Regions from separate parts of the Mus musculus genome. Here region 2 is linked to region 1. Evidence: chromatin contacts called from ENCODE Hi-C or POLR2A ChIA-PET data. All regions are on one chromosome and are shown on one strand. The core of a region is the stretch at or near the end of the contact, and the rest is flanking DNA. Distances in the headings are between cores, read along the strand shown.

Evidence for each region. A loop is a pair of places that touch in the nucleus more often than their neighbours do. ChIA-PET counts read pairs that join two places held with the same protein, here RNA polymerase II (POLR2A).
Region 2: a map of gastrocnemius shows a loop between it and region 1 (6-fold over the local background). The contact joins the promoter of Ppp1r12a here to the enhancer-like site in region 1. A Hi-C loop is called at or near these places in 15 of 37 maps with a recorded cell type or tissue (Patski, T-helper 17 cell, gastrocnemius and 2 more). POLR2A ChIA-PET finds 5 or more read pairs at or near these places in 1 of 5 experiments (Patski).

The regions. Positions count from the first base shown.
Region 1 is chr10:107,929,589-107,936,069 of GRCm38, reverse strand. No RefSeq gene overlaps it. Among named protein-coding and RNA genes, the nearest start is that of Gm29685, 14 kb to the left of the region's middle. Within about 2 kb of position 3,396, at least 1 of the 3 ENCODE cell types and tissues checked has a DNase peak (open chromatin) inside an H3K27ac peak, as active enhancers do; it is gastrocnemius, where a contact is called at or near this core.
Region 2 is chr10:108,158,338-108,164,818 of GRCm38, reverse strand. It overlaps Ppp1r12a (protein phosphatase 1, regulatory subunit 12A), which reads right to left and starts at 2,721. Exons shown (of 25, transcript NM_001368736.1): 1 at 2,183-2,721. The coding sequence starts at 2,419. It overlaps Gm40754 (a long non-coding RNA gene), which reads left to right and starts at 4,382. Exons shown (of 4, transcript XR_872014.2): 1 at 4,382-6,481.

The sequences.
Region 1 (6,481 bases), core at 2,147-4,646:
CTATGAGGTCTGTTGTTTACTTTTGCTTCTGTGTCTTCCTCATTAGATGTTTGTTAAACTCTGACAGACATGGCACATTAGTATATGATGGGCACATATTAAGAATTTACCAAATGACTAAATGAATGGACCTGCTCCTACATATTAGTTGATAAAACAAACTAGTAAAAAAAATTCCCTGGAAAAAATTTCCATATTCATTAAGATATTCATAATCTTTGACCTTAAAAAGAATATTTTTGAAACTGTATTACAAGGTCATCTTTCAGTTGGGAAATGATATTTTGAGATATGACTTATAATAAGGAAATGTTGGGTGGGCTGCAAGGAGCAATAATAGAATGATTAAGTAGAGTCAGATAAAGTCCATTCTACTGAATACCTCATAGACAATAAAAATTATTGCAAAGAATAACTGGCATGGAATATTCTTAAAAAGTCACATCTCCTTTCAAAAACATTGAAAATTAAGACTGTATCTTATTTGACCTAGTAGTGATAGTTTTTTTTTTTTTTTTTAAAGTGCTCAAAGCCAGGCACAGTGACTACCAACCTGAGGCAGGGAGATTGACGTCAGTTTAAGGCCAGCTTGAACTATACACTGAATTTCTTACCAACCTGGGCTACAGAGTGAGATGTTATCTCAAAACAGTTAAACTAAATGAAAATGGAAGTACTGACAAATGGAAGTCATGGTGCTATTATAGGGACACATCCCTTTGATGCAGACTTCTGTTCATGTTTTGATGACAGGTGACATCTTGACTAAGAACAAGGCACTAATTCAATGGCTTCCTAAACTACAGAATTTAGCCTAGAAGTTCAGATACTAAACAGTCTCCTCCCAAACTCCATTTCCATGATCACTTTTTTTCCTGGTATACATTTAAAGCACAGAGAAGTCAAAGCTGTATGATGCTGTTCTTCCCACAGCAAATGACTTCATGGTTGCTCTCAAAACACCATCCACTGCCCGCCCCTTTTTGTACTACTGAGGAAGTCACCATCTTCACTTATATTCCATTGCTCCTAGTTTCTTTTTAAAGTCTCAAAGTAGACATTCTAGAAAGAATATAGTCCTGTCTTTAAGGGTTGGGGGTGGGAGGAATGGCCCATCTAGGGGAAAGAGTAATAGCACTCTTGAAACAAAGATAGTCTGGGCAGGCTTGTGCAGCCGGGAGCTAGACGCATGTGACTTTTAACTCTCCAGGAACATTGGACTCCAAGTACTCCCCTCTCAATCAGAGTTGAAGCCTCTGTGCATGGCTTCCTGAGTTAGTTTTCAGAGGAAAGAATAACAACACTGAAGGGCGCTTTTGATGCTGGCTAGATGCAGGCAAATTAAATACCAGAAAAACCTGAAACACATAAGCAAAGCTGGCTTTAGAGCTATCCTTCCTTCCTTCCTTCCTTCCTTCCTTCCTTCCTTCCTTCCTTCCTTCCTTCCTTCCTTCCTTCCTTCCTCTTTTTTCTCCCCCTTTTCTTCCTTCCTCCCATCCCCTTTCTCTCCCTCCCTCTCTCTCTCCTGTTATAGACATCAAGTAAGTAAAAAGCAACTAGGTCACCCAATGACAGGTATTTGTCTGTCACTTGTCTACCTTGGTGTGTAGGGACTCAGAGAAGATTTAGTTCAGTTAGATGATGACAGCTGGCTTCGTGACACTAAGTCCTACCTCTGGAGGTGCCCATTCCTTCAGTATGAGGAAATAGTTACCTCTCCATGCCCTGGGACATGGAGCATGATCTAGAGGGAAATGATGTCATGAGAGGAGGAATCTGGGCAGAAAGGAAGTAGGTGTAGTGTTTAGGGACATTGACTCTGAGGTCAGACCATTCTAAATGTGATGAGAAGTTTGCCCTATTACAAGTTAATATTAACCTCACTGTGTTGCAATTTCCTGATCTGCAAAATGGGATGATGGTAGAACGACCTTACACCATTGTTTTATGATTTCCATGATTAAATGAAATGATACGTACAAAACTTAATGTCTAGCTAGTGGTTTTCTAGAAATACTAGTGATACTTAAAAATCACTGTGTCTTCAGGTTTATGTAGAAAATATTATAGTTGGAATTAATTGATGCTTTCACAATTATATTACAAAAGGGTTTTGTTATCACTATTACAAGGTACAAACACAATAAGACATTTCTTAAAAATTACATGCATTCTAAGAAATGCATTCATTGTTATGTGAACATCACAGTGTTTCCACAAATGGAATGGCTATGACGTCACTATTAGCAGATACAATCTTACAGAATTGTCACTGTATGTGTGGCCAGTTGTTGCCCAAAATGTTGCTATGAGACATGACTAAAATAACATTAGAATGAAGAAAGAGAGTGTTGGGTGAGGTCAGGAGGGCATAACTCATGAATGGCCAGCACTGTATCTACAAGTGAGTCATGTAGTTAGCACTGGGATTCTATCTGGATAAAGGAGTTTAGAGTAGGCATTCATGATTGCTTTTTAAAACAATCTTTGGGGGCAATCTCCTTTCTGCATTTCTTCTTGTACCCCATTGTATCTTAGCAGTATAGTAAGGACTTGATTTCCCTGAAAGAGAAATGTTCCCAAAACTGAATTCATTATGAATTCATTATGGTGGCTTCCAAATGAGTTATTTCTTCCTCTATTCCTAATAGGTCAAGGGCTTGACTCTATGATTAAGTTTCAGATAGGAAACCTCAGGGCTCACATCAGACCCCTTTGACCTTTGTCTATTTAATAAAGTCATCTTCTGTATTTCATAGTGTCCCCACCAGCCCCCCCCCCCACTGGTTCAGTTCCTCACTTTTTGTAAAGTGGTTTAGTTTTTTGTATTATCTTCTGGTTTTCCTTTGGGTCTCTTTTCCCCCTTGGATGCATATTCCCCAGAGAGAGAGAGAGAGAGTCAAGTTATATTCCTTACCCCAAACCTTTGTGGGATTGGTCAGTGGATAAAGGCATGAGCTACCAAGACTGATGACCTGGAATTCAATTCCCAGATCTCACAGGGTAGAGGAAAGAACTGATTCCCACAAGTTGTCCTCCGACCTCCACACCCAGGCTTGGTATATGCATACATGTGCATATGCACACACAGACACAGTACACTCAATATTAAAAATATTATAGAGCTTTGAGTGCTTTTTCATTATGTTTCAAACCAAGAAAAACCACCTGACAATCATTCTCATTGCACTGAAATGTCTTCACAGCTCACAAACAGGGTTATCCTAACTGCTGTTCCAAGTGTGCTGTTCTTCCCTTATTTTTGTATATCTGGATCTGTGTTCTCCTCCTTTCTATATCACCTGTGACACAGAGCACATTTGCCTTGCTATGGTAGAGCTCAGTGAGAAACCAAGACTTTGCTTCCTGAGAATTCAAACCCCATGGAGTGCTGCCCTCTTTTGGTTATGACAGCCAAGAGTCCCGACCACCAAATACGGAATAGAACCGGGTGACTCATCTTTTCCTTTCACTCAGAGCCCTCATGGAAACAAACAAGGCAGGGTGAAATAATTCCACTCTCTCTCTCTCTCTCTCTCTCTCTTTTTTTTTCATCTTAACTGACTTCAAAGATTATTTGTTTAGGGAGATACAAGGAAGATAAAAATCTGTATAGGAAACAGAACTTTCATATAGTAAGCATAAACTCCAGGAAAGCCAAGGATTCCTTTGACCACATCCAGCGAGCTAGGAATCCTCAGATGATCACAGACTTTTATGTATAAGGTAGGGGCTGCTCAGAGCAAACGTCCTAAAGGCCCTTTTAGATTAAGAACAAGTTCCTGATTCAGAGACTGCCGAGGCAAGGGCAGGGTTATTTTTCATACTGCCATTAAGCATCGGCACAAATGAATACTAGAGAACTTAGAAGGTAAAAAGTCGCCTTCTTTAGACCCCGTGGGTGTCAGGCTGGCATCAGCCATTCTGCTCTTGGTGCTTTAGTAGGAACAAAGCAGAGGATGATTTGAGCCCAGTGAGAACTAAAGTCACATTTTAAACAAAGGGTGATTGATGAGAGACTGACAGGAAAGAGTGGCCCAGTGACTGAGGGAATCTCATAGGACAGAACTGTTCTAGGAGAGTATAATTAGGAGTCACTTCATTTGCCTCCCTCTCCCTCTCCCTCTCCCTCTCCCTCTCCCTCTCCCTCTCCCTCTCCCTCTCCCTCTCCCTCTCCCTCTCGTTCTCTCTTCTATCTTTCTCTGTCTCTGTCTTTGTTTCTGTCTGCCTCTCTCTCTGTCTCTCTGCGCTGCCTCTGCCTCTCTTTTCTGTCTTTCTCTGTCGCTGTCTGTCTCTCTCTGCCTCTCTGTTTCTGCCTCTCTTTTCTGTCTTTCTCTGTCTCTGTCTCTATATCTGTCTGTCTGTCTGTTTGTCTGTCTTTCTCTCTCTCTCTCAATACAAATTAGTGCCTAGCATAATTATTAGCAGACTGGCTTCACCCAGCAACTGATGGAAACAGATGGAAAAGACTCATAGCCACACATTATGCAAAGCTTGAGGAATCCTGAGGAAGATGTGGAGGAAGGATTATTGTAGGAGCCAGAGGGGGCAAGGACACAAGAAAACTCACAGAATCAACTAATCTGGGCTCACAGGGCCTCACAGAGACGACTTCAGTGACAATCAGGGAGCCTGCATGGGATTGACCCACACCCCCAGAGCATATGTTACAGTTGTATGGCTTGTTTTTTTTTTGTTTTTTTTTTTTTGTTTTGTTTTTTTTTTTTGTGGGACTCCTAACAGTGGGAGTAGGAGCTATCTCTGACTCTATTTCCTGCCTTTGGGACCCTTTCTGTTACTGGGTTGCCTCCTCTAGCCTTCATAGGAGAGGAGGTACCTAGTATTACTGCAGCTTGATATGTCATGGCTGGTTGATGTCTATGGGAGGCCTGCCCTTTTCTGAAGACAAACGGAGGAGGAGTGGGTGGAGGGGTGGAAGGGGGAAGGTAAGAGAGCAAGGGACTGGGAGGAGAAAAGGAAGGGGAAATTGAGGTCAGGATATAAAAAAAAAAGTGTTCTAGGATAGGTGATTTTAGAATGCTCTATGTCTTTGCTATGAACCTCACTGAGCATCAGTGGATACAAAGACAATGACAGTAGGCTGGCATGCACTATTAATAACGAGAAAGCTCAATTCAGAGTGGCCTTGAGCTTTATCTCACATGGCAGTAAGACCCAGCTTCCTTGGATCTGAAAGGGAAAGGCATTCCAACACTGATACTCAGCGGGTGACAGGAAGCCCAACATGTCTTGGAGGAGGATAGGTTTGTGGGCTGGCACTTGATGCAATCTTGGCACTATCTTTGATTAGGAGCTAATGTTAGCAGAAGGATCAGGTGTCAGTCATGAGAAGAGCTGTCCGCCACTGTCCTGAGAAGGTCAGCAGATCCCCACCCCTTCTTTTTGAAACGTGATCTGGGGTCCACAAACAGCCACAATGACTTGGATCACTGCCACGTGCTCTATATTGGGCTAAAGAGGTTGACTTTATGCCAAGACTTGATACAGGATGCAGCTTGAAATATTTGACTGGGGCGGGGTTGAGGTTGGGGCTTCTTTTTCATTTTCAATAATGCTATTTGAGGAGATACGGATGGTACAGGGACATCAAAGAATAAATTAAGTGTGATTTGTCATGCACTAAGCAGAGGGGATCCAGAAAAATCTGAGACTTTCGTGGGTTCAATTTTAGTTACTGTAGATTACTTAGCAGAATCAGGAAGATGATGTGCCTTTTAAAAGAGGTCAGCCTCCTAAAATATTACACATGCAAACTTTGTAGAAAGGTCCATCAGAAACAAAGGAAATCTGTCTTCCAGGCAAGGATATGAATGCATGTATAAATACAGTTTCTTTTATTTGCGTGTGAATTTGCAAGCAGCACCTCACTAGAGCTGAACTTTTGCTGTATAAATAAAACCATCTGTTGTATCCAAGAATTTCAGTCTCTAGAGAACAGGATCATAAACAATCGATCTTCCACAGGCTGGTCAGTGTTTTAGTTTGAGTGAAGCTTTCCCACAGCATTGCTCTAATTGCTCAGGTCTTTTTAATTTTCAAAAAGATTTTTTTTTCCTAAGTTGGCTTTTCCAATCTGGTGTTTTTGTATTTTAGGGGCAAAGTCTACCTCATTATTTTGACAATGTGTCAGAAGAACAATGCATCCTTTCAGGTGTGTTGATTAATGAGTTTTCATTTAATATATACACAGACAGATTAATAGAACATTTCAAAGAGGGGGAGTTTCATTCCATTTTTCTGATGGGAAAAAGAGACACAGAGAGACAAGTTCAAGGTCCCATGTCCCATAACTATTAGCTTCTAAACATGATCCAGATTTTGTGAGTCCCAGTTGAATAATCTTTTTTTATTTCTCACGGTGGCTTTAATTTCATGTTTATTTTCATTTAAGTATGGTTAGCAAGCACGTCTCTTAATTAAATATAGAGAATCCAATCTCTGACCAGTTGACCAAGTAAGA
Region 2 (6,481 bases), core at 1,472-3,971, 230 kb before region 1:
AGCAATCTCTCCAGCCCCACAATGCTTCATCTTTTAGGGACTTTGGCTTCTTTGATTTAAGGAACGTGCTCCACACCAACTGCAAATAAAAATGCTTTATACAAATGGCATAAACTTAGAAACATCTCCTGTCAACTCAAACAAAATATGCAGTCATAGAGACTATACCTACATTCACTAAACCACTGAATTCAGTTAATCAAGAAGATATCATTAAGTCTGGCTTCTTTAAATAAGTAAAAACTGTTAAACACAAGCCTTTAAAAGCCAATTTCTTGTCTTTTCAACTATCTAAACTAGTACTGCAACATTAAAAAAAAATGTTAGACATTGTCTTCTTCCTCTAAGCCAGTACAATTCTCCAAAGGGAATAAACTTCACACTTCTACTTAGTTTTAGAAAACATGCTGATATAAACCACTATCCAATTATTCTGACATATAGTTAAGTGTGTCTCAGAACCAATTTCTCATTTAAACTTGCCAAGGACATGTGAAAAAAGAAGATTATTTTTTTAATGTTATATGATAAAAATTTTTAATGCTGAAGGTGATTTCCTTCTCAAAACCATGTTTCCAGATCTAGATTTATAATGTGCCTTAAGCTGTAAGCAAATGAACTTTGCATTACATTAGAGAACCACCCTATATTTTCCTTTGGTGCCATTCTAAATTCCAGATCTGTCCTGCAGATTGTCAGGCACTTCAGCCCTTCCAGTCAGCTTTGTAAACAAAGGCTACGCCAAGCTTGATATGTGAATTTGATTAAATAAAACTTTAAATGGTCATCACTTATTAAAGCAGGAAACAATAAAAGGAAAATGCCTCCATACCATGTCTTTTTAAAAGGTATAAAGTTAACAGGCACAAAATAATAAAGTTTAGGTACAAAGTGCGGAGCCTTAGGTTTCAACCTCTGTTTTTAACCACACTATTATTCAAAATAGAGCTATGCTCTCCCACACAACCAAGAGGAGTCTGAGGGGAGCGGGAAAATTCTTTTTCACTGTAAATTTCCTAGTAATTCCAAGTTTCTTAATATGAAAATAGAAAGAATCTGTCGTGGCATCTATTACCAGCACTTTAAACTTGCTTTTCAAGCAGAACTCTAAGGGTTCTGTTGCTTTTGGCTTGTTAAAGGCAAAGCAACATTATCTCTGGATTGCCAATAGTTTCTCCTTATTTGGCTAACATTGAGAGATCCCAATCGGACTACTATAAAACTTTAACATGCACAAAGCATCCATTTTGAGAAAAGGTTGTGATTAGCTTTGGTTTTTTTTTTTTCTCTCCCCCTCCCCACCACCACCACCAAAAAATAAAAAAATAATAATAATAAAGTTTGGCAACTGTCTTTGAGGAGTACACAGTGTTTATTCCCATCTTCCCTAGCCCCGGTGTGCACTCCAGGAGCCAGGACTCAGGGATCTGTGACTGCGACCAACTTCGAGTACAGGAACCCATAGACTCCAGTTACGAGGTGGGCAAGCCCACTCGGGAAGACTTCCCTTATCAGATTCACTACCAATCCCCTCTCTTTCAGCCACTCCGGATTAGCTAATTACACCCCGTTTCCCCCTCCCCAGTGACCAAGAGTAATAAAGGAGAAAACAGGAAATCGTTCGCTCGGGGCACCCGGCTTTAAGGGTTCGGGCTTTAAGGGTTCGGGATCACTAATATCATCATCCTCATTTGTAATCAAGTCCTAAAAATGTACACCAACACCAATGCCCACCTCCAGGCCAGTGGGCTCCATCTGCCCCAAGAGTCCCTGTTAGTGGATTTTTTTTTTTCAACAACCCTCCCCGCCCCACGGTCTATCACTGACACCGGGCCTCGGCACAACCCATTACTCTCCGGCTCGGCTTGACCCAGACTACCAGACCCAGACACATGTCCACAAATGGCCCTGGAGGCCCCCAAGAGGACCACAGTCCATTCTGCCCCGCGCCCAGGAACATCGGCCGGGTCCCCCCCCAAACTGCACAGGCTGCGGGCGAGCGGCTCTGGAGGGGGGCCCGGAGCCCCGCGCCCCAGCCAGCCTCCCGCGACGGAGCCGCCCCCTCACCCGCAAGCAGGGAGTCTCCCGCCACCCCCCGGCCTCAGCCCCGGCCCCGGGCGCGAGCACCACAGCGGGCCCCGGGGTTCCGGGGTCCGGATGAGGGGACGCCGGGCACACAGACCTGGTGCAGGGCGGTGAGTCCGTCCACATTGGCGTAATTGATGTCGGCGCCGCGGTGCAGCAGCTTGAGGACCTCGTCCGTGTCGCCGCTGGAGCAGGCGGCGAGGAAGACGGCGCCATCGTCGAACTTCACCTTGGTCTTCTGGCGCTTCACCACGGGCGGCTCGAGGTCCGTCTCGGAGCCGATCCAGCGCTTCAGCTGCTCGTTCCGCTTCTGCTTCGCGTCCGCCATCTTCATCCCCTCTCCAGCCGCCGGCTCCTCTTATCGCGAGCTGGGGCGGGGGGGAAGGGGGCGGCGGCGGCGAGGGGACGCCGCCGGGGGGAGTATGCGACCGCGTCGGCGACAGAAAGAGAGAGAGAGAGAGAGAGAGGGGCCGGAGCGGAGCGGAGCCGCGAGCCGGGGAGGAGACGCTCGAGACTTCCAGTATCCCACAGAGCACTGGGGCGAGCCCGGCCGAGCGGGCCTCTCTTCCTACCACAGACGCCCTCCCGCCCCCGGCACGGCCGCCCGCCCGTCAGTCCGTCAGCCGCGGCCCGGCTGAGCGTAACTTCGCGAGATCGCGGCCGGGGAGGCGCCCTGCGGCCCAGTGCGCATGCGCGCTCCCGCCTCGGCCTGGGCCTCGGCTTCGGCCCGGCCCAGGAAGAGCTCGGGGGCCGAGCGCTGGCGGGGGCGCTACCGGAGGGAAGCGGGTGTGGCTCTGGCAGCCGGGGGCTGGGCCGCTCCTGGAAGGGAGGAGGCCGGGAAGGAAGGTTGTCTCGTCCGGCGGGACCGAGAGCTCTAGAGGCAGCCGGGTCGGGCGGCGAGGCGGGACCGGGCTGACCTGCCTGCCTCCTCCCGGGCTCGGCGGGCCGCGCGAGGCGTCTGCCCGGGGCGGAGGGTTTTCCTATTGGCTGCGTGATTTGAATGGAGAGGACACGGGTCGTGCATTAGGTGCTTGTGGGGGTTGCTCTTCCCGAGGAACTCGGGGGGAAACCCGGGCGATCCTGATGAGAGCGTTTTAAAAGTGGGGTCGGAGTCGTCTCCACGGCCCCGGTGGCATTGACCGAGGTGATCGCCTACTGGCAGGGGATGGTGACCTGCGGTTAATTGCAGTGGCTTCCTGCAAACACCCACTGCAGAAATGTCTTTCCTCTTAGGCTTGCTCAGTATTGTTGTTTTGTTTTTCCCCCGTCTTTAAGCCTGTTTTGATTTCTTCTTCCTCCATCGCTTTTCGGCCTGGGTGGCACTGCCCATGAGGGCTAGTTCAGCCTTGTTAACTGCTCCTGACCTTTTAAGGGATTTACGGTTTCAGCTCCATTGCTTTCTATGGAGTAAAGACCCGGCTGCGTCTAGAATTCAAAAGGAATGTGGACGAAGGCAGTTACTTCGACTGATATTTATCCAGTACATGTCTAAAAAGTCGTGACTTCCTAGGCTCTGAAAATACAGTAAATACGATTTATTTGAGCCCATTTCTTAAATTCTTGTGTTGCAAAGAACATCATAAGGAGATTTTAGCTTTGCCTTTTCTAAACACTCTCCCGTCCCATACACTTTAGATCTATAATGTCATAAAACCCTACCACTGGTCCTTTTTGGGAATCCTGTAGACTGTGAACCCCCCCACCCCCAAAGAAAATAGTTGCCTTGCCCCTAACCGCCTCCCAGTGCTGGGAATACAGCAGTGAAAAGTTATTTTCTTACTCTTCAGCATGTTGCCTTTCTGGTAGATTAGAATAACTGAGTAAAATATGCTGGGGGAACCACCTTATAGAACTGAATATTCTGAATTTCAATGTTAGGAATAGTAATAAAATCCAAGCTAAGATAAAACTACTTCCTTGAAACACAAAACGAGTGTGCCACACATGAAATACATCTATATCTTCATAAAATGTATTGAGGATCATACCACTAGACCTCTGCACAACAATGAGAACAGTGGTGTTTGGTACTGAATCATCATCATCATCTTCTTCTTCTTCTTCTTCTTCTTCTTCTTCTTCTTCTTCTTCTTCTTCTTCTTCTTCTTCCTCCTCCTCCTCCTCCTCCTCCTCCTCCTCCTCCTCCTCCTCCTCCTCCTCCTCCTCCTCCTCCTCCTCCTCCTCTTCTTCTTCTCTCTCTCTCTCTCTCTCTCTCTCTCTCTCTCTCTCTCTCTCTTTCTCTCTCTCTCTCTCTTTCTTTTCCAGATACGGTTTCTCCATGTAGATCTGGCTGTCCTGGAACCCACTTTGTAGACTTCAAACTCAGAAATTGGCCTGCCTCTGCCTCCCAAGTGCTGGGATTAAATCTGTGTGCTACCACCATGGAGCAGGGTCATGAATTTTCTTAACGTGAAACTATAAAATCCCTATGCACAGAATATGGCCCTCCCAATCAAAGAAAAGAATTGAGTATACTCTTACCAGCTCTCCTATCTACCTAGAGAAAACTGACTTTTCCTTGTTTTCTGAGAACATTCTGTCTATTTATTTGCTATTAAAAGTGCTCTTGAAATACACATTCATTGGAATTTCACATTTTCATTTGGGCAAGAGGACTGCAGTGGGAGATATGCCATTTCTAACTCAAGCACTTCTTTCAGGACATAAAAATAATACAAAAACAAGACAATAGTTCATTAACAAAACATAGTTAATTCCAATTCCCAAAAGCTATCAATTAAAAACAAAATAGAAACCTCAAACCTTGGGCTGTTAGCTTGTCCAGACTTCATTTGAATTTAGCTTTTTATTCTCCATAACTGTTAAGGTCAGACAGCTCTTCCTGTTGCCACCTGTACCAGCTCTGTCTTTTTAGAATTATGTATATATATATAACATAACATGAAAGATCTATAGTTCATTCAGAAATAAGCACAACACTTTATTAGAACATATAGAAAGCCACCATTTCATATTATGTTAATTACTGAGTGGTCTAAGCCGAAGTTGAAGAAATACAAATATGTCCATTTCCTAATGACTTGTATGTAAGTTAGAGTGCGGGGATTTTAGTTCCTTTAAGGCAGATGGACTCTTAAGGTGGAAGCACGTGTGTTTTAGAACCTGAATAAATGTTTACAGTGGGCTAATATAAAATATTTAGTCCCACTGATGGTGAAAGAATTGGCCAGATTCAACAGTGAACCATCTGAGCTTGCTTTGGACTCATCTGTAGCTCTGGGTCATGGCATCTCAAATCTTTTGCCTCTGAACAAGGTCAGTCTCTCTCCTCAGCCAGAGATGCCTTGTACTCCTCTAGGATGATTAGCTGTCTTCTAACTTTCCAGGTCAAGGTTTTCTTCAAGACAGGGTTTCTCTGTATAGCCCTGGCTGTCCTGGAACTCACTGTGTAGACCAAGCAGGCCTCGAACTCAGAAATCCGCCTGCCCCCGCCTCCCAATGCTGAGACTAAAGGCTGCGCCACCACCGCCTGGCCTCAGGTGAAGGTTTATGCCACATCAGGCTCTATCCCAAAGGCCTAACCTTAGCACACTGCACGTAGTCACTTCCATTTCCGTGAACCGACTACACCCGCTCCCCCACACCTGGAAGCACCAGGAGGATCTGGCAGCTATACAGAATGTAGGTGCACTCCTGAGAAGACAGTGACACGCCGCCGGCACCGGTGACTTCCAGCCTGTCTCACGGCCAGGATTAGAAAGTAGGTAGCCCTTGAGATCAGTAATTAATGGTCTCACGGTGCGCTTATCACTTCTTTCCAGAGTCAAGAGCCAGAAGTACTACTGATGCTTCATTTAATCTTTTTAGAACTTACATAGATTTATTTTAAAGGAAACATGCTGCTCTGGTAAGTAGAAAACATTTCCTGCAGTCATAAATGAAAGAAGACCATGAAAAACTGTATTATTCTAATGAGGTCACCTGTCAAGAATTTGAGCTCCAACAGTCAATACTTCCTCTTAATTTATAAATAAAAAAATTATTAAGGGTTGGATATGCTAGCATAAAGCTAAGATTTGTGTAATTAGAAAGACTAAAGGACCTTGATGAGAGTAACTTTATTCTTGTGAATTCAGTTCTTAATGGTGCATCTAGCTAAAATTACTTCCTACACCACATATCTGCCTGCCCAGTACCTTGGAAAACTGGCTTCAACTACCATTTATAACAGTGATGATTAGAGAAGGTTATAGAAAGGACTTCATAGCATGCATCCCTGCCCATTTCAGAGTATTGAGGCAGCCACTGGAAGAAAAAGTTATCTGAAAGTACTTATGTGCTCTGGGAGAAAAGCTAACACATTTCACAACCAACGGTTGGTTTTGAGACAGGGTTTCACTGTGTAGCTCTCTATCTTGGGACTCACTCCGTAGAC